3 separate regions of the Homo sapiens genome follow, and all the other regions are linked to region 3. A link is a loop called in an ENCODE intact Hi-C map of the cell type or tissue named here. Cell type or tissue: endothelial cell of umbilical vein. All regions are shown on one strand.

The links. A loop is a pair of places that touch in the nucleus more often than their neighbours do. Peaks named below come from ENCODE experiments on the same cell type or tissue, not always from the same donor. Only the 100,000 strongest peaks of a DNase experiment are listed, where the experiment ranks them.
Region 1: a loop joins it to region 3, with 2.9 times the contacts of the local background. A loop is called at or near these places in 4 of 110 quality-filtered maps.
Region 2: a loop joins it to region 3, with 7 times the contacts of the local background. A loop is called at or near these places in 4 of 110 quality-filtered maps.

What each region holds. Positions count from the first base shown.
Region 1 is chr9:16,521,602-16,529,601 of GRCh38, reverse strand. The region is part of intron 5 of BNC2 (basonuclin zinc finger protein 2); the gene reads left to right. Among named protein-coding and RNA genes, the nearest start is that of BNC2-AS1, 200 kb to the left of the region's middle. In endothelial cell of umbilical vein, no CTCF peak of the experiment used is centred here; DNase peaks (open chromatin) are centred at 3,011 and 7,391; H3K27ac peaks cover 1,940 bases.
Region 2 is chr9:16,511,562-16,519,561 of GRCh38, reverse strand. The region is part of intron 5 of BNC2 (basonuclin zinc finger protein 2); the gene reads left to right. Among named protein-coding and RNA genes, the nearest start is that of BNC2-AS1, 210 kb to the left of the region's middle. RefSeq lists enhancers at 3,084-3,644, 3,659-4,225, 4,226-4,794, 4,890-5,472. In endothelial cell of umbilical vein, no CTCF peak of the experiment used is centred here; DNase peaks (open chromatin) are centred at 2,431 and 3,481; H3K27ac peaks cover 560 bases.
Region 3 is chr9:16,622,525-16,630,524 of GRCh38, reverse strand. The region is part of intron 3 of BNC2 (basonuclin zinc finger protein 2); the gene reads left to right. Among named protein-coding and RNA genes, the nearest start is that of BNC2-AS1, 100 kb to the left of the region's middle. RefSeq lists an enhancer at 3,028-3,561. In endothelial cell of umbilical vein, no CTCF peak of the experiment used is centred here; DNase peaks (open chromatin) are centred at 2,434, 3,734 and 4,464; H3K27ac peaks cover 4,216 bases.

The DNA of each region.
Region 1 (8,000 bases), 100 kb after region 3:
CTTTTTCCACAACAGGGACCAGAATTAGGTAAGAAAATTTGGGAAGATGTCAAAATATATCAAAGCTTCCTTTTAAATATGTGTTATTGGTTTTTGATTATGAAAGTAATACAAAATTAATATAAAATTGAAACATTGCAGTAATGTATAATGCAAAAATGAAAACTGTCCATAGCCCCTTTTTGTAGAGATAACACTTCTCCATATGTTATCATTATCATGTATCTGTGGCACTAATTATGATTATTAGTAAATGGATTCATTCTATGTATATTTTTCTTATATCCTACTGTTTAAAAAATATATCTTGTGGTTGACCAAAAAATATCTACCCACTTCCACTCAAAATATCCATGTCAAATCCCTGGAGCCTGTGAATGGTACCTTATTTGGAAAAAAGGGTTTTTGCAGATGTGATTAAGTCAAGGATTTTAAGATAAGGAGATAATCTCGGACTCTGTGGGTAGGCCCTAACTACCATCCTGTGTATCCGTGTAAGATATTAGGAGATTACATACAGAGCAGAAGACATATGCAAAGGAGGAGGTGAGGTAAAGATGGCGGCAGAGCCTCCGGAAGCTAGGAGAGAGGCATGCAACAGATTATTTCCCAGAGCCTCTGAGTGGAACACAGCCCTACTCACACCTCAATTGCAAACTTCTGGCCTCTGGAACAGAGAGAGAATATGTTTCCATTGTTATAAGCCACTACGGTGGTAGTAATTTGGTGTGGCAGCCCTAGGAAACTAATACAGGCCTCTTTCCACGTTAGTATAGAGAGATCTCATCCATTTTTTGAACCTCCATATAATTTCCCATTATGTGGATATACCATAATTTATTTAGTCACTTATTTAAAGACAGTTGGGTTGTTTTCAGTGTTTGGGCTTTTCAAACACTGTTGTAGGAAATATCCTTATATGTGTTTATTACTGTGTATGTTTGTTTTTGTAGAATAAATATTTAGAAGTAGAATTGCCAGGTCATTATGTAGGTACTTCTAAAACTATTGTATTTTGGGTAAATATGACATCTGCCACTTTGATAGGAATATTTATGCTACTCTATCATGACTCTGGACCATAAACAAAGTAGATAACTATAGAAACCATCTCATATATTAACATTTAGAAAATCAACAGTGGAAGTTGTTCCTCTCAACTCAGTGTTCTGAAAAGCCTGAAAGCTCAATATATACTGAGTTGAAAATCTATGAGAATAAATATCCTCAACAAGTTTTTGTATTTTCGTTTCTCTAGGAACTGAAAATTTCTGTGACATACCTATTGTTTTCCCACCATGAAACAAGAGCTGTTAAAGAGATGACAAGAAAAAATAAGAGAAAAAGTTATATTCAAGAACTATTGTCATTTTAGAAAATAAGTCATATATTATTAATGGAGTTTGTTAGTAACAATTATCTTAAGTAATAATTATTCAAAATTGTAAAGACCAAACCTCTATCGTTTCTTTGTCATGATTTTTCTTCTCATTTTGTCATTCTAACCCCACAGCTCTTCAATCTTTCCTCACTTCCAAGTCCATTTTACTGTTGATAATACAAGATGCATTTGGCATCTGTTCTGTTGTTAAAGCCCTCAGGAAAAATTATAAAGCTGTTCTTGCAAATTCATCATTATTGTTAAGAACCGTAATTTACCTCATGGTTATCTCATCCTTTTTCCACCTCTTACCTGAGCTCCAGGATGACATTGCCTTCCTGGGTGAGGCAGCGTTGCAGCATCTCATCTCTCCCACCTTAATTTGTAGCGATGCGTTGCATTTGGGTGACAGGCAGTTGTTCGTGCTTGAATAACTCAGGATTTGAATTCTACAGTTTGTGGCATCCGTGTAATGCTTAGCAGTAGGTACAGCTGTTAACTATTCGCTTATAAATAATCTTTTTTGCCTCTCAACCTGTCTCCCAGGTAGTGTACCTGTCACCATTAATAACTCTTTAGCCGCTCCCTAGTGATTTGACCTATCAGTTGTCGTTCACAGAAAAGTGGTGCTCTGGCCTGCTATTGAAGCTTATGCAGGTTCTTTCAGCTCCTCAGTCACCCCAGCAGCCATATACTTGTAGGAAGTTGTGTTGGTGGGCTTCACAAGCAGGCAGCTGAACACTTCGTACAGTTTGATAAAGGTGGCATTACATTTTGAACAATAGATGATAAGACTCCCATTTAGACCGCAAAACAGTGCCACAGGGGTAGACAGGGGTCTGGGGGAGATAAGATGGGTGGTGAAGATGACCAACAGCAAATAAACTTTCCTGTCTCTTTGATGCTAATTATCTCTTTGCACCTAATTATCATGGCATCATCATCATCCTCTGATGTTTGCAAACTAAGAGTTGATGTGTTTGATCAGGTTAGTGAATCTGTCAGGTATGGCATTCTGCCTGTTTCTGAAGCTTAAGAATGAGAAGCCAGTAGCTATCATGCGGAAGATGTGAACTGCCCCCCAGTCCTTGTCCTTTAGCAGTGTGTCATTCCTCTGTTTGGACATGTGCTCTCTTGCTTCCTCTCTTCCTCTCTCTGTTCCTGAAGTGTGCTGCTTCCAACACTTCCCCAAATTAATTCCTACCTGCATTTAGGTCTCAACCTAGCCATCACTTTTTCAGGAAACTGCTACTGCTCTCTCTATTTGGCATTGACTGTACCAACTAAAATGCCCATATGGCAGTTTTCGTTTATTTCTTATTATGCTCTACAATAACTGCTTGTTTACTTGTCTTTTTCTCCTACTGGATTGTAAGTTTTTTCATGGATGGTACATAGTGTTGTTTGCTATATCCACGTTCTGGGAGTGTCATAGAATCTCAATAAATTTATGTGAAGAGAATGAGAATTTATTTTTTATGAACTCACTTTCCATTGACATATCATGGTCATATCAATGGGGAGTTCAGGCAATAAATTATGGCATATATTGTCTACTGTATACTGTGCTGGCACCAGGGGTTCAGATAGGAAAACATTTCGATTGCTTTTTACCCTTTTAGTGAGTGACTAATGGACATTTCTTTGTCTGAGGATATATCTTGGCAGTACAGGATTTCTTCAGACGTGGCTCAGGAAATGGCCGAGAGTAAGGTGAATCACAAGGCAAAAAAAAAAAAAAAAAAAAAAAAAAGCATTAAACTATGTTGGGAAGTAATCCCAGCATTGGTGGACACACATTATGTTTTTAAAAATAAATCCTCCAAGGAGGTAAATCAGTTAGGTATTATGTTGGTTTGGTTTTCATTTGGAAAGGAATTTACCTCGTAAACGATCTTTGTTATCCTTATCTCACTGGGTGTAAGGAGTTAGCAAATGATCACATTTTTAATACCCAGAAAAATACCATATTCTTTGCCACACAGATGTACGCATATGCCACATATACATACATATATGTGTATGTATGTGTTCCTTTATATATAATTAAATACAACAGTGATCTGAAAAGACCAAAAAGAGTAAGAAACTTAGCATTTTAGGGAGAACAAAAACAAAAACCCAGGATGAAGCATTTTAGTTTACCTTTATAAAGATCAGGACAGGTTATGTCTGTAGGAACTTATATACAGTATCTAGTAGATAGAATGATAAAATAAGAAACAAAAAGTATTTAGTCATAAGTTCAAGGATAGACTCTTGATTGTGCTGTATCAAATACACTTTTAAAGTTAAAATGTATTCTAAAAAGGAATACATGCCTTTAGCAAAAAAAAATTATATAAAGGACTGTGGTTGAAAGTAAGTGATATTGGGGTATAGTTCTAGAAATAGTCTGTGCATGTAAAACACAACATATCTTTCTGTGTGTTTGATAAAAATGGTGAAGGGGAATATAGTGAGCACATTATTCTGCACTTTTCCTTTTTCACTTAATAATATATCTTGTAAACAACTTCATATCAGCACATAAAGAGCTACCTCATTCTTTTTTAACAGCTGCATTGTATGGATGTATCGTAATTTGTGTGCCTATTCCTTCATACACTGGTAGACTAGGTGATGAAACATATTTTTGATCTTTGGTATTCTGGTTGTTGATAGGGGATAAATGGTAGTACATTGCTTTTATTTGCATTTCTCTTAATGAGTAAGGTTTACCATCCTTTTATGATTATCAGTCATTTCTGTTTCCATTTTTTTTCTAAACGTCTTTTCAGGTTCTTTCTATATTTCTATTGCGTTGTAAATCCGTTTCATTTTTAGCACCTTTTTGTATCTAAAGAGTATTAGCCCATAGTATATCTGTATTGTGAATAGTTGTTCATAGTTGGTTTTCAGCTCTTTACCTTGTTTTTGCTTTTGCTTTTCATTTGTTTTTGTTGCGTAGTTGGTTTTCTTTTTTTAAGTTTTGTGTGGTTTTATTACCTTTTGATTGACTTTTGATTCTTGAGTCTGGCTTAGAAAGATCTTCAAGTCCTTAAAACAATGTGAACTAGTTAATGTTATCTAGTTATCAATGTTATCTACTAGTATTTTATGTAGTAATTGTATTCAGTGAATTTCAATCTCCTTCCCCCCCCCTCCCCCACTCCGGGTCTCTGTCTGTCACCCAGCTGGAGTGCAGTGGCGCTATCACAGCTCACTGCAGCTTTGACCTTTCAGGCTCAAGTGATCCTCCCACCTTAGCCTTCTGAGTGGCTAGGACTGCAGGTGGTGCCACCACACCCAGCTAATTTTTGTATTTTTTGTAGAGACAGGGTCAAACTATGTTGCCCAGGCTGGTCTTGAACTCCTGGCCTCAAATGATCTTCCTGCCTTGGCCTCCCAAAGTGCTGGGATTGCTGGCATGAGCCACTGCATCTGGCCTGAATTTCAGTCTTACTGAATAAAATTTTTCAGCCAGGATTGTTATTTTCTTAAGGTAATAAATGTTGTTGTATAGAGCTTATTATTAATAAGATTTTTCATTCATCTATTTTTTCTTCCACTGTATTGTTATTTTAATGACATTTATTTACACAGAGTATGTTAAACATGTTCAGTAGATTATTATACATAGGAACATCAGAGTCCTATTTAGCAAATAGACTAATTTAAGCTCCTAATATTTTTAGGTATAATCCTGAATGTGTATTTAGAATAAGAAATCACCCCCCAAAAAAAAACAGGAAATGGAAACAGGAATCAAGGAGATTTGGGCCCTTTCCTTCTAAATTTCCTTAGGGAACTTGTCAGAAGTGCTTACCTAGAAATCTTGCCTGTTTGCACTCTGGCGTCTCCTTACCACCTAGGATGTTCTCTTACTCTGAAACTCCTAACGACCTAGGCAAATGAGAGACCTGAGCTGAAGCCCCATTCACTCTCAGGTTAAATCTGGTGTCTACTAGTAGCTCATACTGTACTTCATTACAGTTTCATCAGTCATTAACACTGGTAGCAGTTTCAAAGGGGTCACAGTCAACTCTGTTGCTACTGGTTTCCTTGTCATTTTATTTAACTTTTTTGTCTTTATTATAATTCGCTTCTTTTACCATGCATGGTGTTCTCACCCCAAGTGCTCATTAGGTAGTAAAGAGGAAAAGGTGGAGATTGAAGAAGCAGCTTATTTCACAGCATAATCTCATATGGTGGTGTTTTGTTTTTTTGGGTGAAGCTAAAATCTGTTAGAGTTGTAAAATAGAACAGTTATTAAAATATTCTTTTTTGAGATGGAATTGTTGTCCAGGCTGGAGTGCAGTAGCACAATCTCAGCTCACTGCAATCTCTGCCTCCTGGACGATCTCAGTTCACTGCAATCTCTGCCTCCTGGGTTCAAGCGATTCTCCTGCCTCAGCCTCCCAAGTAGCTGGGATTACAGGCGTCTGCCACCATGCCTGGCTAATTTTTTGTATTTTTAGTAGAGACAGGGTTTCACCATGTTGGCCAGGCTGGTCTCGAACTATTGACCTCAGGTGATCCGCCCGCCTCGGCCTCTGGTGTTGGGATTATAGGTGTGAGCCACCGCGCTGGGCCAAAAGATTCTTTTAATCTTTTTTTGTATTCTTTTTCCAGAAAGTTTATACCTTTCTTCTCTTTAGTCATACTTTGAAGAGGGTTTAACAAGATTCACCTTCACAGTTGTTTTTCAAGGCAGCGTTAGGACCTGACATTAATTGTTTTTTTTTGTTTTGTTTTTTTTTTTTGTTTTGAGACGGGGTCTTGCTATTTCGTCCAGGCTGGAGTGCAGTGGCGCTATCTCGGCTCACTGCAAGCTCCGCCTCCCGGGTTCATGCCATTCTCCTGCCTTAGCCTCCCAAGTAGCTGGGACCACAGGCGCCTGCCACCCTGCCCGGCTAATTTTTTGTGTTTTTAGTAGAGACAGGGTTTCATCGTGTTAGCCAGGATGGTCTCCATCTCCTGACTTCATGATCCACCCACCTCGGCCTCCCAAAGTGCTGGGATTACAGGTGTGAGCCACCGCGTCCGGCCAGTTGTTTTATTTTAAAAACCCTTTCCGTGTTATGTTTGTGAACAGAGCCATTTTCATTGATACCGCTTTGAAAACACACGAATAGACACTGAAACTCGATACCTGTGTTTTCTCTCACCAGTTCTGCTTCCATGTTTCATTTTCACTGTTCTCAGTCTTCTGATTGAGTGAATAATTAAATGATGACCTGAGAGATTGGTGGGAGTGAACTCTTGGAGCATCCAGCTTTCTTTATGAGGCTTAGACTGGCTTTTCTTTCCCATCATGGTTTTAGGCTTGATAGATGACTTTATACTTTTCTGGACAGCTGGGGGTTAAAACAGAGTGGTGGTTTTGATTTTTGGCATTTTTCAGCTGCTCCTCAGGAGAATATAAAGTGCCTGTGGAGCAGGTCCAAATCGGTGGATGTTTAAGAGAAGGGGGAAAAAATAGCTGAAGAACATTCTTCTGTGACTTAGTTGCCTTCTGTTGCATTAAATGGATGGAAAGGGGGAATAAGTGTTGTGCTTTATCGTTTTTAACATTAAAACTCTTTTAAAAAGCTTCAAACCTTAAAAAACACGAAATGACCTTCAGGCCTCTTGGCTCCCACTGTTCAGGTTATCAAGTCTCAGTCACACCCTCCCCCATCCCTGTAAAAAATCTAAAGAGAAGTGTGAAAAGCATCAGAAAGTCTCCTTTTGCCAGTTCAGCCTTTTAGTCGCTTGCCAGCACCTTCATCTCTTCATATGTCTCTAGCTAAGGTCTTACATGGAACAAAAACCCGACAGCAATGGAGACCAGATGCCGGTATTTCTTCTCTGTCACTTGGCTGCTGAGCAGATGGAATTTATATCAATCGGGCATGCTAGGAGGAAGAGGCCGTGGCAGCCAACATGTGGAACTGGGGCTGAGTGACATTTCTGCTAATGTTTTGTCCTTGTAGAACATTATGCTTCCTCTTTGCTTATGAGCTGTGGTTTTCCTGACTCAGACTAGGTTCCAGCTCCAGCTGGAATGGCTGTTGCTCTTCCCCTCTCCTCCTGCCCCCCTTTTCAGGGAGTGCTGGGAGCTAAGGAGGAGTAGTGGGGCCTGCACAATGGAGCTCTTTATTAAAATACCTGACATCTGCATGCAATGCACCAAAATCATCTCAGCTCAAGCAGAGGAATGTGCTGGGCATTACTAGTCACTTTTTGTCTAGTGCTGTGTGCTTGTTTGATTTATATAATGAGTGAGTGCCTCTGGCAAAAGAGGATGTTGAGCATATTATTGGAGGAAGGGAGCTTTTTAATTTTTTCCAAGAACATTGTCACAGACAGGCCTAATACTCATACAAAAATATGAGTATTTAAAAACGGTTGCAGCTATCCCATGGATTTCTTGCTGTGGCTTAAAAAATGTTACACCCCCCTCTGCTCCATTTAAGGTAAAATTAGAACTCAGTAATCCAATTTAACATGATATGGAGTTTTAATGTTGGTGACTACTGTTAGTAGGAAGTAGCACTTTTAAGGAATCTCACGTTACAAAGAATCTCTGGAAGGAAAACGTAAAATACATGTCAAAAAACCATAAAGGCACACACATAGAAAGAATTATTGGTGA
Region 2 (8,000 bases), 110 kb after region 3:
CCCAGGTCTAACTAGTGTGCTGCCTTTGAAGTCCACCCACTGCCACTAGGGCTCATTCGCCACTACAAAATGAGAAACTCTCCCAGAAGTGAGGGTTGTCTCTACCTGTCCAAAGGAACACATCTCTACATCCGAAGAGGTTATCTCCTAAATCTGCTAAGGTTGATTTGAGATAAAAGCTCCAATTCCTATCTTTTGGGACTTTACGTTAGAATTTTCAGAATCCTTGTCTCTGGCCCTTGATCCATTCAACTAGGGCTACTCCTCTTTCCAGCTCTAGACAAAATTTCTTCTGTAAGAATCACCCCCTCATACCTATCCCTCCCCTCTATTGCTAATGGAATGCACTGGGATTTATCATGCAAATGAAGGTCACACCTCCCAGAGACACAGTCCCTAGACACTACTGGGTTATATTTTAATGACAGCTGAGAAGGTAGGGCCAGTAAAGGAGGCATTCATCCCTGTTTAAAAGAAAACGAAGCACAGTGCTTACCTCTGTCTCTTTCTAAAAATTAATCTGACAATTCTGGCAAGCACACCTTCTCTTCTCAGCATAGAGACATGCTGATAACACACTTGCTTTTTGTTTGTTTGTTTGACTCACCAAACTATATGATAAAGACATTTGTTTTCTGGTTTTATTAAAATATGACTTTAGGGCCGGGCTCAGTGGCTCACGCCTGTAATCCCTGCACTTGGGGAGGCCGAGGCAGGTGGATTGCCTGAGGTCAGGAGATCGGGACCAGCCTGACCAACATGATGAAACCCTGTCCCTACCAAAAATACAAACATTAGCCAGGCATGGTGGTGGGCACCTGTAGTCCCAGCTACTCAGGAGGCTGAGGCAGGAGAATCACGTGAACCCGGGAGACAGAGGTTGCAGTGAGCCAAGACGGTGCTACTGCACTCCAGCAAGACTCTGTCTCAAAAACAAAACAAAAAACAAAAAACAAACAAACAACAACAACAACAACAAAAAATATATATATATATGACTTTTGCACCTGTACATCCCAAATCTCATGTAACAGAGACTTTAGTAGAATATGATTAATAATAGTAAGGTGGGGGCATTTGCCCTTTATACCTAAAAGGCATGTTTTCTATTTTTATTTTATTATTATTATTTTTAAAGATATGGTTTCGCCCTATTACACTGGCTGGAGTGCAGTGGAGTACTCAGTACAGCCTTGACCTCCTGGGTTTTTGCAATCCTCCCACCTCAGCCTACTGAGTAGCTGGGACCACAGGTGCACACCGCCATGCCCAGCTAATTTTGTATTTTTTATGTTTAATAGAGACAGGGTCTCCCTATGTTGCCCAGGCTGGTCTTGAACTCCTGGGCTAAGTGATCCTCCCGCCTTGGCCTCCCAAAGTACTAGGATTACATGCATGAGCAACCACGTTCAGCCATATTTTTAAATTTAATTTTCATTATTATATTTTTATAAATAATTCAAGCTACACCGAAGTATATATAATAGAAAATGAATACACACATCTATTGTCCCTTCTTTCCAGATTTCACTCTCAAGATGCAACTGGTAGGCCCAATAACCAGTCTGTGTTCCTTCGAGACCAGTAAGTTTTAAGGGATTTGGTAGAAACCCTGGCATGAGATATTTGTGCCAAGTACCATTTCGGATTGGTTTACACATCTGAAGTATGGCTGAGAATTCTGCAATTATCTAGTATATTAATCATCTTAGAAAACTCAGGACCCTATGACTTGTCCACCCTGCTTTAGAAATAAAAATGTATATGGTTACATGGAACCTACAATTTACTGTGTTTATATAAACACCCCAGGCATATTTCCTTTCAAAAATGAAATGAATGATATGATTTTTTTGTCTCCTTTAAGCTTTGGAGGAAGGAAGTAAACTAATGAACTTTATGCTCTTGTAAATGTAATGCTTTGCATCATAGGACACCAGGTCAGGTTTGTACATTTACTTAAGTTTGTGTGCACTTGTGTACGTGTGTGTGTGTTTGCAATTAATTTGTCAGGTAAATTACAGCATATAGGAATTACCCTCCCACTGCCCCTTCTTTCTGGCAAGCAATACTGTTTAAAACACATACTCATGATCAGAATTGGGCTAAAACATTTTGTAGAGCTTTATTTATTTAATGAGATACCACTAAAGCCTTAATACTGTAAGGCAAATATTGCAGTGAATGCCAGTATTTCAGTATATAGTAGCATATCCTTGCCTTTCAGTCTGTTAAGATTGACTAACATTTAATTACCTTGCCTATGTTAAAAAAGGAAAGAAATTACCTTATAGGGATATGCAAGCTCCTGAGGTTTCTCAGCTGTGAGCCCAGCCAAGTTGCCCTCCTCCAACTGGCTACTTCCCTCCTCAACACACAGAACCTTATACACAACAGTAAATAACCCTCAATAAATTTGAATCTTATCTCAATCTAAAGACACCACCATCATTATGGGGGAATGTTGTTAGTCCTCAAAACCTCAGTCAGTTTAGAACAACACAGCAGTATCCAAACTTTTTGGCTTCGTCTGGATATTGTTACTGCAAGTGTTGGTGCTGCATTCCTGGATGCCGTTTACAGAGTGATTTCTTAAACATTGGTTGTGTCACAGTGCAACTGACCAGTTTAAAGCCTTTTGCTATTTTGCTCACAATCAAAGAAACCAGAAACATCTAATTAACGTTTACCTCATTTAGAGTTAGAATCACCTGATTATTTTACTACATTTGGAATAAGCATAAGAGATGCTTTTAATACGACAAATTTTAAAACTATCTGGATTAAAACACCTTTTTATTCACTTTTTTATTAAGATAAAACTATAAATTAATAATTAGTCTCCTATTAGTCTTAAGAGATTTTTCAAATGACTTTGGATTTTAAGATGAAAAAAGAAAAAAAAAGAAGCACACATTTAACTGAGTTTGTTTTGTGTGCTTGTTTGTATATTTAGACTGTGTGTACTAGAAAGAACCCGCTTTGGGATAGAAATAAAGACTCTTTGAGTTCTCACCCTGTATTGGGGGGGTTTCTGGGTACCTATGTATGTAATTTGGACATTGATGATACATAAGTGATATTTATCTCAGTTGGTATAGAAGGTCTCATGAGTTATCTTGACAGCTGCATAACTGTTATCCACTGTAAACTCGCTTCTTTAGGTTAGTGTGGTTAGTTTTTTTTTTTTTAAGTTTCCGCATAATCATTGGGGAATCTTAGCATTTAACTTGCAAACGCTTCTCAGAGTTCTGATACCTGAGGCGGCATCACAAGAACGTTATCTACACCAGCCCCATCTTGGTAGGACTGAAAAAAAACAAACAAACCAAGAACAACACAAAGAAAATGCATGTTAATGTGGCTGAATATTCATTAGAACCCTGCGGCCTGGGGCTGGAAGCACAGTTAGGCTGTGTGTTTACCAGGCCACCCGAAAGGCAAGAGGGCATAAGGCACTTAGAAACAGTGGCTCAGCTCAAGCAGTGTTGTCTTTGAAAAGTTTTCATTTTCCCTTGAATCAGCTACAGTCTCTTACTTAAGGTCACTGCAGTTTGCAATCTTTGGCAGAAGACTTCTTCCTTTTATGGTAGTGGCAGTCTGACTTTTTTTTTTTTCCCTTTTGGAAGTGTTTTCCTCTCAAACTGCCATTATCTTCCAAACCTGTTTCATGTTACAATTGTCAGATGCCTCTTTTCTGAATTTCTTAGAACATAATGCAATGAGATGTATATATATATATATCTTTTTTTTAGCATGGAATTGAAAGTCATATGGTTATGATTTGAGAATGTCAAGCTTGATTTTTTTTTTCAGAGGTTTTTTTTAAATTTTTTTTTTTTTTCAAATTGTACCTTTTTCTCTGGGCAGTGAACTCACTGCAGAGACATCAAAGAGAATGTGTACTGGATCAAGGTGATTTTTTTTCGACCACATCATTGCCAGCTGTGGTGTTTATGATTAGAGACAGACGTTCCAGACACCTCCGAGTCCTCACTAAGCGTCAGATCTTTAACGGGATCCATCCCAACTGAGTGACACTAAACAGACAGCCAGAGGGGAGTTGGTGGGATAGAACAGGGAAGAGGGCGGGTGAGGGTGAGGGAGGCTTTGGTGCCGGGTGCATTCACCAGCCAAGCTCCGCTAATGCCAGGCTGCAGGCTGCCCAGAGGCCCCGTAGCATTCCTTTCAGCACAGCTTTCATTAGCCAAGGGGATGACTGGAGCCCAGCAAACACAGTCATTGATCCTCTTCTCACCGGGCGCAGGGATGCAGTGTTCAGGTCACAGCCCAGTCGGCTTTGAAGCGGCTCCATTTCAGACACTGACAGCCACAGACTATTGGCTTCTTGGAGCTGACATGATTCCCTCTCGGATCTCCATGCTCTGCTCCATGCAGCTAATGATGTTGAATTCCCTCTGGATGTTGCTTCCACTTGCAATATTAACACTTGTTCAGTGGTCCTATTGATGCAAGAATTATGTAAATAGCCAACAGTACTGATAGCTGTGCATTAAAGGGAGTTCTCTTTCCTCCCGTCTGTTCCCTTCTGGGTCAGTGTAACTGCCAGACAGTTTTGCTGGTTCCAGAAACCAGAATATATATCTGGAATCAGTAATCAATGTGGTGGTTTGGAGTTCAATAATTGGAATTTTTAAAATCAAGATGATCTGCTTATCCAGTGATTGCCATTAGCAATGAAGAAAGAAATGGTTTTGTTGACAACTACTTATTTCTCTCTCCATGTGAAAGTGTTTTTTTGTTTGTTTGTTTGTTTTTCAATTCTGTCATCATCGAGACGTGGATCCCTTGCTAACAACAGTTCCTGGTGACTATAGAAATTAAGACTCCTTAGAAGAAAAATGTTATTATTACAATTCAAAAAAGAAACAAATGTGCTCACCTGTTGGTGGGAGGACAACTGAAATTTGCATGTCAACTGTAAACATCTGAAAGATAAATAAGAGAGGAAAGAAAGTTTATGATACAGATAACAGATTGCTAGTACAGAGCTGCTTTTTCAGAACCTCTCCTTTATTACCAGTATTTTTCCCCCCTTTTTAAAAAAAAATCTAAACAATTAGATGTCAGCATTGGGTGAAAAACACATAACAAAAGATTCTGGCTTTTGCTCATCATTCTGATCTCCCTGCTCTGCATACTGAAGCCCCACTTCCTTTTGTTGTCCTCCCAGTGGAATTTCAGCCACTCAGACCAGTCAGGGGTGTGTTGGCAGCTATCCTCTTTGAATGGTAGAGAGTACATTTATTCTTTGCACAGAAGGAACATGAAAATTTGGTTTGAAACCTAGTAACTCTCAGGCTGCATGGTCTGGAGACAATAGAAGTATTTCATCCCTTGAAACCAGACGAATCTTGAGTAATCAGGTGAACCTGCCTTGCTGGCTGGTGGTGCTTCACTGAAGGGTTGGACCAGGGTGTAGAAAGGACTTTGGTGGTTCAGATTTCCACTGGAAAACTGTGACATCCTGCCATCTCAGAGAAGAAAGTTGCAGGAGATAGCCACACGTATAGGTGATTCCTGCTTATCTGGCTAATAATATTCTTGCTAATATTTTTGAAAAGAAATTAGTTTTGGGCCTTCACGGAAGCTAACATTTAATCTCATAGGGCATAAACACGAGCGTAGGGTGGAATAACAGCCTAATGTTTTGAACCCCATGAATTTGCTAATCCATAGGAAGTTCCATTAAGAAACTCCCTAGTTCATCATTCATAGTATTTCACCTGTAGCTCTAATCCCCAGGCCCATGACTGCCCTTCTCTCTTCTGAGTTGTGTGTCAGTCTTCAACCTACGGTCCTTCCCGACTATGGACTCATGTACAACTCTGAATGAAACTAGCATCTTTCAAAGAAGAGTCTAGTTTTCTTCCTGGTCCTGTACCCCTCTGTGTTTCGTTGTACTAGAGAAATTTCTTATTTATTAAGAACCTTTTCGGCCTGGCGCGGTGGCTCATGCCTGTGATCCCAGCACTTGGGAGGCCGAGGCGGGAGGATCACGAGGTCAGGAAATCGAGACCATCCTGGCTAATATGGTGAAACCCGTCTCCACTAAAAATACAAAAAATTAGCGGGGCATGGTGGCAGGCACCTGTAGCCCCAGCTACTCGGGAGGCTGAGGCAGGAGAATGGTGTGAACCCAGGAGGCAGAGCTTGCAGTGAGCCGAGATCGTGCCACTGCACTCCAGCCTGGGCAACAGAGCGAGACTCTGTCTCAAAAAAAAAAAAAAAAAAAAAAAAAGAACCTTTTCTCATGTCTTAGACCCGTGTCTTCATAAAAGCTATTTACTTTAATAAAGTTTTCACATTTTGAGGGGAAAATAGTAATAAATAACATTCTATACCTTTCATTTGCATGAACACTTTATTTCATTATTATGTTTTTCTTTTCTTTTCTTTTTTATTTCATTTGAGACAGAGTCTCATTCTGTCACCCAGGCTGGAGTGCACTGGTGTGATCTCAGCTCCCTGCAACCTCTGCAGGTTCAAGCGATTCTCATGTCTCAGCCTCCCAAGTAGCTGGGATTACAAACATGCGCCAAAATACCCAGCTAATTTTTCTATTTTTAGTGGAGACGGGTTTCACCATGTTGGCCAGGCTGGTCTCGAAATCCTGGCCTCAAGTGATCTTCCCCCCTCAGCCTCCCAAAGTGTTTGGATTTCAGGCATGAGCCACCACGCCCAGCCATATCTCATTATTTTTTAAAAGTTTATTTTGTATGAAGAAAGTTATGCTTTATGCCAGTGCTACCCTTCTCCAGTAAAACAACTAATTGATGGTTGAGATGATTGTTTTATTTGATGAAAAATGATACTTTTATATCAAAAAGATTCTTACTAGTTTTTTATAGAAACCCCTTAAAACATCAAAGTTTTATAGTGTACATAAAAGATGTGTTTGTCCACATACTAACCTCGCAAATAAATGTATAAAGTAAAACAACAAAGTAGTTTTATTAGATGTGCCTTTGTCATCATGCAACAAGTTAGTTCAGTTGGTTGTTTATTTAATTACATTGTGCTCAGGTTCTATTTGTGTGTGTGTGTGTGTGTGTGCGCGTGTGTTACCTTTATTGGTCTTTAGGACTGCTGTGTGTCAGCATTATCCCATTTTACAGGTTATGCCACGGAGGCAGAAACAAGCTCTCATCAGTTTGATTGTGAGTTATTGGCTTGAGGATTATTATGACTCATGATATTTTAGTGTCCTCAGTAACAATAACTTTTTAAATTGCTCAGAATTTTATTTACCACATGTTGAAATAGCATGATTTTTAAAAGTACTCAGTCCTTCTATTTGACAGAATAGAATAATTTCATCAGTAATTTGATGATCAAACACCCTTTTAAGGATTTCATTTCCTCATCACTTCAAGGAAAGAAAAAATATTAATATTGAGGAGGGTAATGCGTGTGAAGCTTTCTTCAAATTATGTTTGTGTGTATTCACATGTGTATACAATAGATTAATAGGTAAAATAGATCAATAGATTAATCGCTTGATTCAAACAAATAAAAGTAGGTTTCACATAAATTTTTGATTCTGTTGTATATATTTGCATTAGTATTATAAGTATCATAATGAGATTTTTACGGAGAGCACTTTTGATGGAATTTTAAATGAATGTTTTAATGTATTATTGGCTGGCACAGACACACAAGTACACAAATCCTTTAGTGTGATGGCCTTGTGCTTGTTTTGGTGAAATAGTATTACTTCTATGATACATGAAAAAATACCTTTGCTTACTTTATCGGCAAAAGGTCTTTATTCTTCTGCCCCTGGAGTTAGGTTAAGAGTATATTTATTAGCCAGGTGCAGTGTGTCTCACGCCTGTAATCTCAGCACTTTGGGGGGCTGAGGCCCATGGATTCCTTGAGCTCAGAAGTTCAAGACCTGCCTGGGCAACACAGCGAAACCCCGTCTCTACAAAAAAATACAAAAATTAGCCAGGCATGGTGGCTTACACCTATAGTCC
Region 3 (8,000 bases):
ACACAGGTGTTAATCATTTTTTGTTTTCACTTGTCTTTTGTATTCATTTTAAAAATAGAGGACCATATTGCGTACACTGCTTTGTAAGCTGCTTTTTGCTTATCAACATTTTGTAACTATCTTTCCATGTTATTAATAACTGAGTTTTAATGCTTTTATCATAATTTAATCATAATTTTGGCTCAGCCATATTAGCTCTTTCTTGATAGATTTTACTGTGTAATTTAATAATCCAGTTTTGGACTTTTCCCACTTAGACTAGTATTCTTTATTAGATTTAACATGAACTAAGTGCTATAAATGAGTCAATATTTTTTTAAAATTATATGTCTGTTTATCAGTGTACTGTTTCAAGTCTATGTATTAGTTAAGTCTGTTCTTCAGGCTTGAACATAGGCATACCTCCTTTTATTGCACTTGGCTTTACTGCACTCTGCAGATACTGCATTTCTTTTACAAATTGAAGCAGTGGCAGAGTTTGAAAGAATTGACTCCAATTTTGAAAGAAGTCCTAGTGTGGATAACATGCTATCCAAAGCATCAATGCTACAGAGAAATCTTTTCTGAATGGAAGAGTCAATTGATGCGGCAAACCGTCTATTTTATGAGTAGACACCACAGCCACCCGTCTTCATCAACCACCACCCTGATCAATCAGCAGCCATCAACATCTAGGCAAGACCCTCTGCCAGCAAAAAGATTACACCTCACTGAAGGCTCAGACGATTGTTAGCATTTTTTAGCAATAAAGTATTTTAGATGTATGTATGCTGTTTTTTTTAGACATAATGCTATTGCACACTTAATAGACTACAGCATCGAATAAACAAATTTTATATGCACTGGGAAACCAAAAAAAAATCATGTGACTTGGTTTATGTGGTGGTTTGGAGTGGAACCTGAGTTCGTCCGATGTTTGCCTGCAGATGCTCATCCTTTACTCTTTCCCCACTACTGTTGGTGCTCCCAGTTCTGCTGTCTGCCTTTATCCAATTGTAAGCCTCAATGTGATTTCTAGATTCACCCTAAGTACTTGCCCTTGATCAGCCCAGCACTGAACTCCCCCAAACACACAAACATTAAAGTTCATTTAGAAAGAGTGAATTTTAGGAAGAAACCACAGAGGCCAAGATCTTCTCTAATTAATGTAGTGAATCTTCTGAATGTAGTGAGTCTTCTGGCCATTTTTTGAGTATTACATTGATAGCTCATTCAAAACGAAAATTATTCACACAACTATGGTGTAAATAAAAAGATGTGATGTTAATATAATTTTTGGATTAGATTATTGCCGAATCAAGCATCTTTACAACATTATAGTTTAGAGTAATGTGTTTGGCTAAATTAGGCAATAAAAGTAAACATAAAAGGTAAACCTTCCCGATTAGTCCTTACATTTGACTTCTCTGTATGTGAAACACTGACAAAAACCAAAAATAATTTCACTACTCTGTATTTATTTTTCTGATTGAGACTTTGGAAAAGTCAAGAATGACAACGGTAGGTATTTCTTTTTTGCAGAACAAGCCTGAGATGGTACTTAGGTGCTTACATACAAGCTACTGATCACTTAATGACATTAAAAAAATTTTAATTACTTATTGCCTTCAGACACTACAGAAGTTTAAAAATCCTACTATTTCCACTTAAATTTCTAGACCAATGCTGTTGGACTTTCTTTCCCTTTAACAGCAATGATTATCCAGTTGAATGTTGTTTCACAGAAAGGAAAAGTGCATTTGTGTAAAAATATCTGGGGCTTGCCAGGGAATCTTTTTCAGAATGCTTTGTGGTTACAAATGAAGCTTATTGTTGTATAAATGGCAAGTTTAAAATCATAGAACTTTTTTGCAGTAGCTCATGGCATGAGTTGATAATCTGCGAATTGCTCTGCGTGTGTGTTTGTGTGTGTTCGCATGCATGCCTCAGCCCATCTGTAAGTAGCTGGATCCTGTGCCGTTCCTCCCCCTGTTTCCCACCTCACTTATTTAGATACATAAATACGCACACTTTTACATCTAAGGCAAACCCCAAAAGATGCATGTGGAAGGCTGGATGTGGGAGAGAGGTGTTTTCCTTTAATTGACCTCTCACGGCGTTCCACTTGATAAAGTGACAACATTTTCTGAAAACTTAAGGTTTTTGAATGTGTGGATTTTCTCCCTACCACTGTAATTTCTGAAACTTTCTCTAAACAAGATGGCTGGCACATTATGGGGACAGAGCAGAGACATAGAACAGAGACAAAGCCGCCCTGAGAAGGCAGACACACTTATATTGCTTGTGGTTTTTCAGTACAGCTGCTTTCAGATGAGCCGGCTTGTTCTAAGCTGGTCCCACTGCCAAAGCAAGACTGTCACACAGCTGGTAGTACTTACTGTACTTGCGGGAAAGTATGTGATTCATTAGTTGGAACCGTATGTTTTTCACCAGTTCTGGTCATGTTTTTGTTAGGATGTGGTAAAAACACAAGCAGGGGGTGAAGGGACAATGGAAACATGTGACTTCTTAAGGATTGGCCTGAACCCGTTATTAGCTAAATTGTACACCGTAAAATGTCCTTTGTACCTCATAAGACAAATGACTTAATTTTTTATTCCTCAGTTGAGGTCATTCAGTCATAAGTGGTAAAAATTATCAACACTGAGCTCTTTTTCTCTTTTTACTTTCTGCAAAGTATTATGATCCGTTTAAACCCCAAATTATAATATGAAGGGAAGTCATGCAAGTAAAAGACATTAATTTGCTGAAAAATGCCCATGACGGGTGAAGAACTTTAACTGGAGTGAACTCTTGCTACTGATAAAATATGAGTATGGTATTACAGCTCATAAGAAACACTTCTAATACCACAGGGTGTGAGGAGAACAATAAATGGGAGTTTCTTTGTCTACACATGATCAAGCAGACTCAAATTGTATGGCTGGAGGATTGAGAGACTAGTCTTTTAAGTAATTTTGGTGTCATTAATGGGCTTGCATCACAGTATCTCTGTAATGCTCAATCCTGGTATTGTGCAGAACTGCTGGTGTGAGCCGCATTGAATATTGGCCTGTTATCACCAGGTTTTTGAGCTTGTGAATATTTTACAACTGCACAGGCCGAACCATATTCTTTGGAAAATGAATGCCATTGCTGCTGTGTTGTGTTCTCCTTACATAGGAATATGCTTTGACATTTGCTTGCTTCTGCTTCATTCTGACACTGGAGTTGTTTTACTTTTGTCCCCACTCCCATAGCCTGCTATTGAGACAGGTGGTATTTTCAAAGTCTAAGTAAAATATTGGCAGATTATGCCTCTACCCTCAGACTCTGTTTTTCAACTGTTCCCTTCTAAAGTTCTGCACCGTTCATGCCTCACTACATACACTCCAGCAGTTGCTGGACTCTGCAGAATTAGAACCAGGTCTGTCTCTGACAATTAGCTCAACTGGCTGCAGGATAAATAAAGGAATGCGCTCAGGGGCTGTAGTCTGTGACACAGTGTAACAGAGCGTAAAAAGGTGCATCTGTTCCATGCCCTGATTCAGTCGCCTCACTGTCACTGGGAAGTTACCGACACGGAGACATGCCCGTGCTGTTTGGTAAACAAGCGGCAGGTATTAAATTAACAGGGCTGTGAGTGTGCAAACGTGCTGCTTTATTAAAAGCCCTGCTATCTTGGCTCACTGCTGGGTCACAGGCAGTTGCTAGAGCATCTAGTAAGATGACTCATGGCACTGCATACTTCAATACCCTGTTCTCGCTTCCTTCCAGAGGGGACCGTTGACATTTGAGAGCCTGATTACGGAAGGAAAAAAAGGAGAAAGAAAAGAGAATACAGGGTGTGTGTGTGTGTGTGTGTGTTTGCCTTTTACGTTTCGTAGGCTAGGCAAGAAGGAGATGAGGGCCAGCACCCCAGAGCCAGGTTTTAGTTTAAATTGGGCTTCTGAATCCAATACTAAATTGCAACCAGGTCTCTGTCTTTGTTGTTGTTTATTTTCTCTGCCTTTCTGTCTCACCCTCCTCATGACTGCTACTTGATTTGTGGTTGAAATAATGAGGGGATAACTGAGAGATGAAAGTTTTGCTCTGTCTGCCTGCACTGGGTGGGCACCATGCATCTTGCAAATGTACTTGCAGGAAAAAACACTTCGACTTTTATTATATTCTTTAAGCATTTATCGCCTTTGCATTTAATATTTTTAATGAAAAACTCGCATTTTAAAGACTTTCTGCTTTCATTCAGCAATGTCATGATTTTTGAAGTTTGTTTTCCCTTCAGCTTCAGGAATGCTTTACACAGGGTCATGTGTGGTTGCCTTGTTGAATTGTTCCTCACTTTTGTGGTCTTATCTTTGAGGAGTCCTCTTTAGATATACCAAGGTCTGTAGGCAAACATTACAAGACAATTTTCAGTACACATGTCTGTGCTAAAGAGACTGGCATTTCTGAAGGTTTCCTGCTCCCCTCCAAGTTGTGTTTCTTTTAAGGGCCCCAACTAGCTCCTCATCCATTAGAAGATGATGTAATGCTAATGGTATCTAGCTCCACACAGCTTGGACCAAAAATGATTCCAGTTGGCTGTATTTGAATGTGAATGACCAGAAGGTGCTAGACATTCTCCACTGTAATTGCAAGTGCTTACCTTGGAAATCTCTTTTGGTTGTAGAGGTCCTTTGGTCCTCATACTAGAGATCATACCGCCACACATGCATTCCTACTGTCCAGACCCATCTTTATTGTTGGCTGTCTTTTTATAGTGATGTCTAGGTAGAGGAGTGCGATGCCCAGGGTCGGGGATAGGGAGGGTGGAGAGGAAGCAGCCTTTCTCATTGTTTGCTCAGAAAGGAAAGTATCCCACTATCTAGAGAGTTAGTGATGCCTCAGAATCTCTTTATCTTTGTAACCTCTTTTCTGTATGAAGTTTAATAAGCCGGCTGTGCAGTTTTTAAAACGCCAGTGGATTCCGCTTTTCACTTGGACCGCCCCCCGCCTTTTGCTCTGAGCATTCACTCCCTGTTTCCTTATTTCCCCCGTTCTCTTTTCCTTTATCTCAGGGGAGTTCCCTGAGTAGCAAGACTGAAAAAGAGCTGAGGTTTATGTTAGAAGAAATTAAGGTTAATGATCATTGGCTCATTTTCATATTCTGTGGGTGTGGATGGAGGAGTAATCAGTGCAGGTGGCCCTGCCAGTTGGGAGTTTTTCTTTGTCATCAAGAAAATAAGGAGAGTGCAGGGATTGAATTACCACAACTATTTCAGGACTAAACATATTTCATTTCCCGATCGGGTCTGGTTTAAGGACGCAAAGCTGACATTAATTTTATCCAAAGAAAGCACAGCATTTTTTTTGTTTCATAATTTGACTAATGCATAGGGTAGATGCATGTTCAAATTTAATTCTAGTATAATCTTACAAATAATTCTCTGAAAAGCAAAGGGGTTTTGATTCAGTTTGACAGTTTATGTTTCTGTGTCCAATTACCACTTAGTTATTGAATGTTAAAAAGCTGCTTTCTAAAATGTGCACTCCGACTGCACCAATTGGCTTCCCAGCTGCCTGCTATTACATGCGAGGTGCTCTCTTCTAACTTTTTAAAGGATGTACACAGTTGAAGTAGTTATGTTTAGCTAGCAAAGGAAGTGGGGGATTTGGTTAGGAAGTGCTTGCTGGCCTTGAAAAACTATCATGTGTGCATTCTCATTTCAGCCACATAAAGATCATTCTTTAAATAAATACTTGTTGGATTAAAAAAACCTTAAATGCTCCGATAAACTAGAGAAATAACTTTGATTTTTTTTAAAAACATGACTTCCATTTGGATCAACTTTTTAAAGTTTTCAATATGCTTTTAATACCACTGATGTAACTTTCTACAAGTGAGGTATTCTGATTCCATGCTTGGAAAAAGAAGATCTACAGGTTGACCAGAGACAATAAAAGTCATTGAGGAAGAGTGTCAACACTTGCCATGCATGGTAGGTTTTGCTTTCTTAGCGGAATGCAGCAGACGACTCAAGTGACCTGATCTGTTTTTAAAGCACAAGGTTTATTTGGCTGTTACAGTGTGAGTATAATATTAATGATACTAATGTAAAATTAACTTTTATGTTGTGTGAGCAGTTTTTCTTGTTTCCCCCTTTAAAATTGCAGATATTTCCTTGTGCATACATCTGGTGTTGTTGCCATAGTGAACATTTATATAACTTTGTTTAAGCCATGAAAAGTTTGGTATAATCGGGTAGTTTGGCAAGTCCACGTGAAGGTGGTTTTCGGTTTTCATAGCCCTGTGGTATGAGTCCACATGCAGTTGAATATTCATTGTATGGCCATTAATATAAATACTTCGTCTAGCTTATTAATAACACATGAAGAGACCATGCCCAGACATTCAAAGGGCAAGAATGTTTTAGTGGTTTCTGGAAGCTCCTTGCTGTGAAGAAATAAGGCTTTTAAAAAACATTGTAGTTTAGAGTTTTGAAGTAGCACTTTAAAATATTTTAAAATACATTTGGTATATCTTAAGAAATTCTTGACTAGGCTAAAACTTAATATTGAACGAAGTGATCTTTTGAGATCAATATGATTTCCAAGTTTGACATTTAAGCAAATCATGTTCTCTGTTTTAAGAAACATTAAACAAGGAGACAAAAATACACAATACATCAGTTTCTAAGGTAACATTATTTCCTACCTTCTGCTTTGCTTTTTACTGAATCCTTTTTACCTTTCCTGCTACTGATAGATCTCAAAACTGGCCTCACGGGGTTTTCCCAAAGGCTTTTGGAAAGATCCATTTACTTTATGACCCACATACATCTGGTATTAGAGCAACTATGAATTAATCCAGCCTCACTTCAGTGTTTATCTGTTATGCATTAGGAATATTTAAAAAGCAAATAATTTAAACTAATGTTTTTCTTGCATGTAAGTTAGATCCTTAAAATCAGCTACACATCATATTAACTTGAAATTTTTAAATAGTCGACTGAATTGCTTTACAAAGTGTAGTTGTTTAAGCCATTCTGATGGTTTTCTCTGCAGGCTCCTTAGCTTTGACAATACTGTTCTACTCCTTCACTTGCATCTACTTGTTAGTGCCTTTTACTTTGGTCTTTTCGTTTCTTTAGAAAGTTCTTCCTTTTGGATACATAGAATATAACGTCATTTATTGATCTCTCTTTTCTGCTACCTTTGTATTAGAATTTTAAACACGTCATGACAGGAAATAATTCAGTCTGGTACAATATGCCCTCTCTCTCCTAGTTTTTAAGTCCTGAGTCTTGTATGCCGCACTTTCAATCTCTGGTGGCTAACCTGACTACTTTGTGTCTCGTTTACTGGAATACGTCCATAAAGCAAGGATACATGTGTGTCTTACATGTCCAACAACGTATTCCAACAAAGGCTTTCAGTGAGCCAGGATGTGTGGCTTAGTTTCACCATCATTTTGGTAAAAATACATGTATTAAACAGATACTGAATTTCTGACTTGCATTTAATCTTCTCCTCCTGTTTTATGTTTTCTTTCTTTGATTCAGACAGCAAACTGATTCAAATCTTCAGTATAACCTATAAAACCAAAGGTTTATTAATATTAGGGTACCCAGAGAATAAAGTTGTTCATCGTTTTTTAACAGTAGAGAAATAAAAATAATAAGGTTTTTTTAGTATATAATTAAGCACTTAAATTGTCACCTGAAATTGTTGTTCTTTACATGCGTTTCCCTTAGCCCTTTGTAATTACCTAACACTGCCAGTTAGCGCCAGTTGTGGGAGCAACAGGCTTCTAAAAATACCCTCCTCCTGGCCTGGCCACCCACCTAAGAACCATGTGAAGAGGTGTTTTGTGAATTATCAGAAAGTTAGGTATAACTGATGCAATCTGTGCAGCTATTTCTGTCAAAAATTGTGCCTCCAAGAGGGATCAGCTACATTATATCTTGTAATTTCAGATACACTTTCTTGGATTTAGTGGAAAAACCTTCTCTGAGGCTTTGGTAACCTTCTGACCAAAT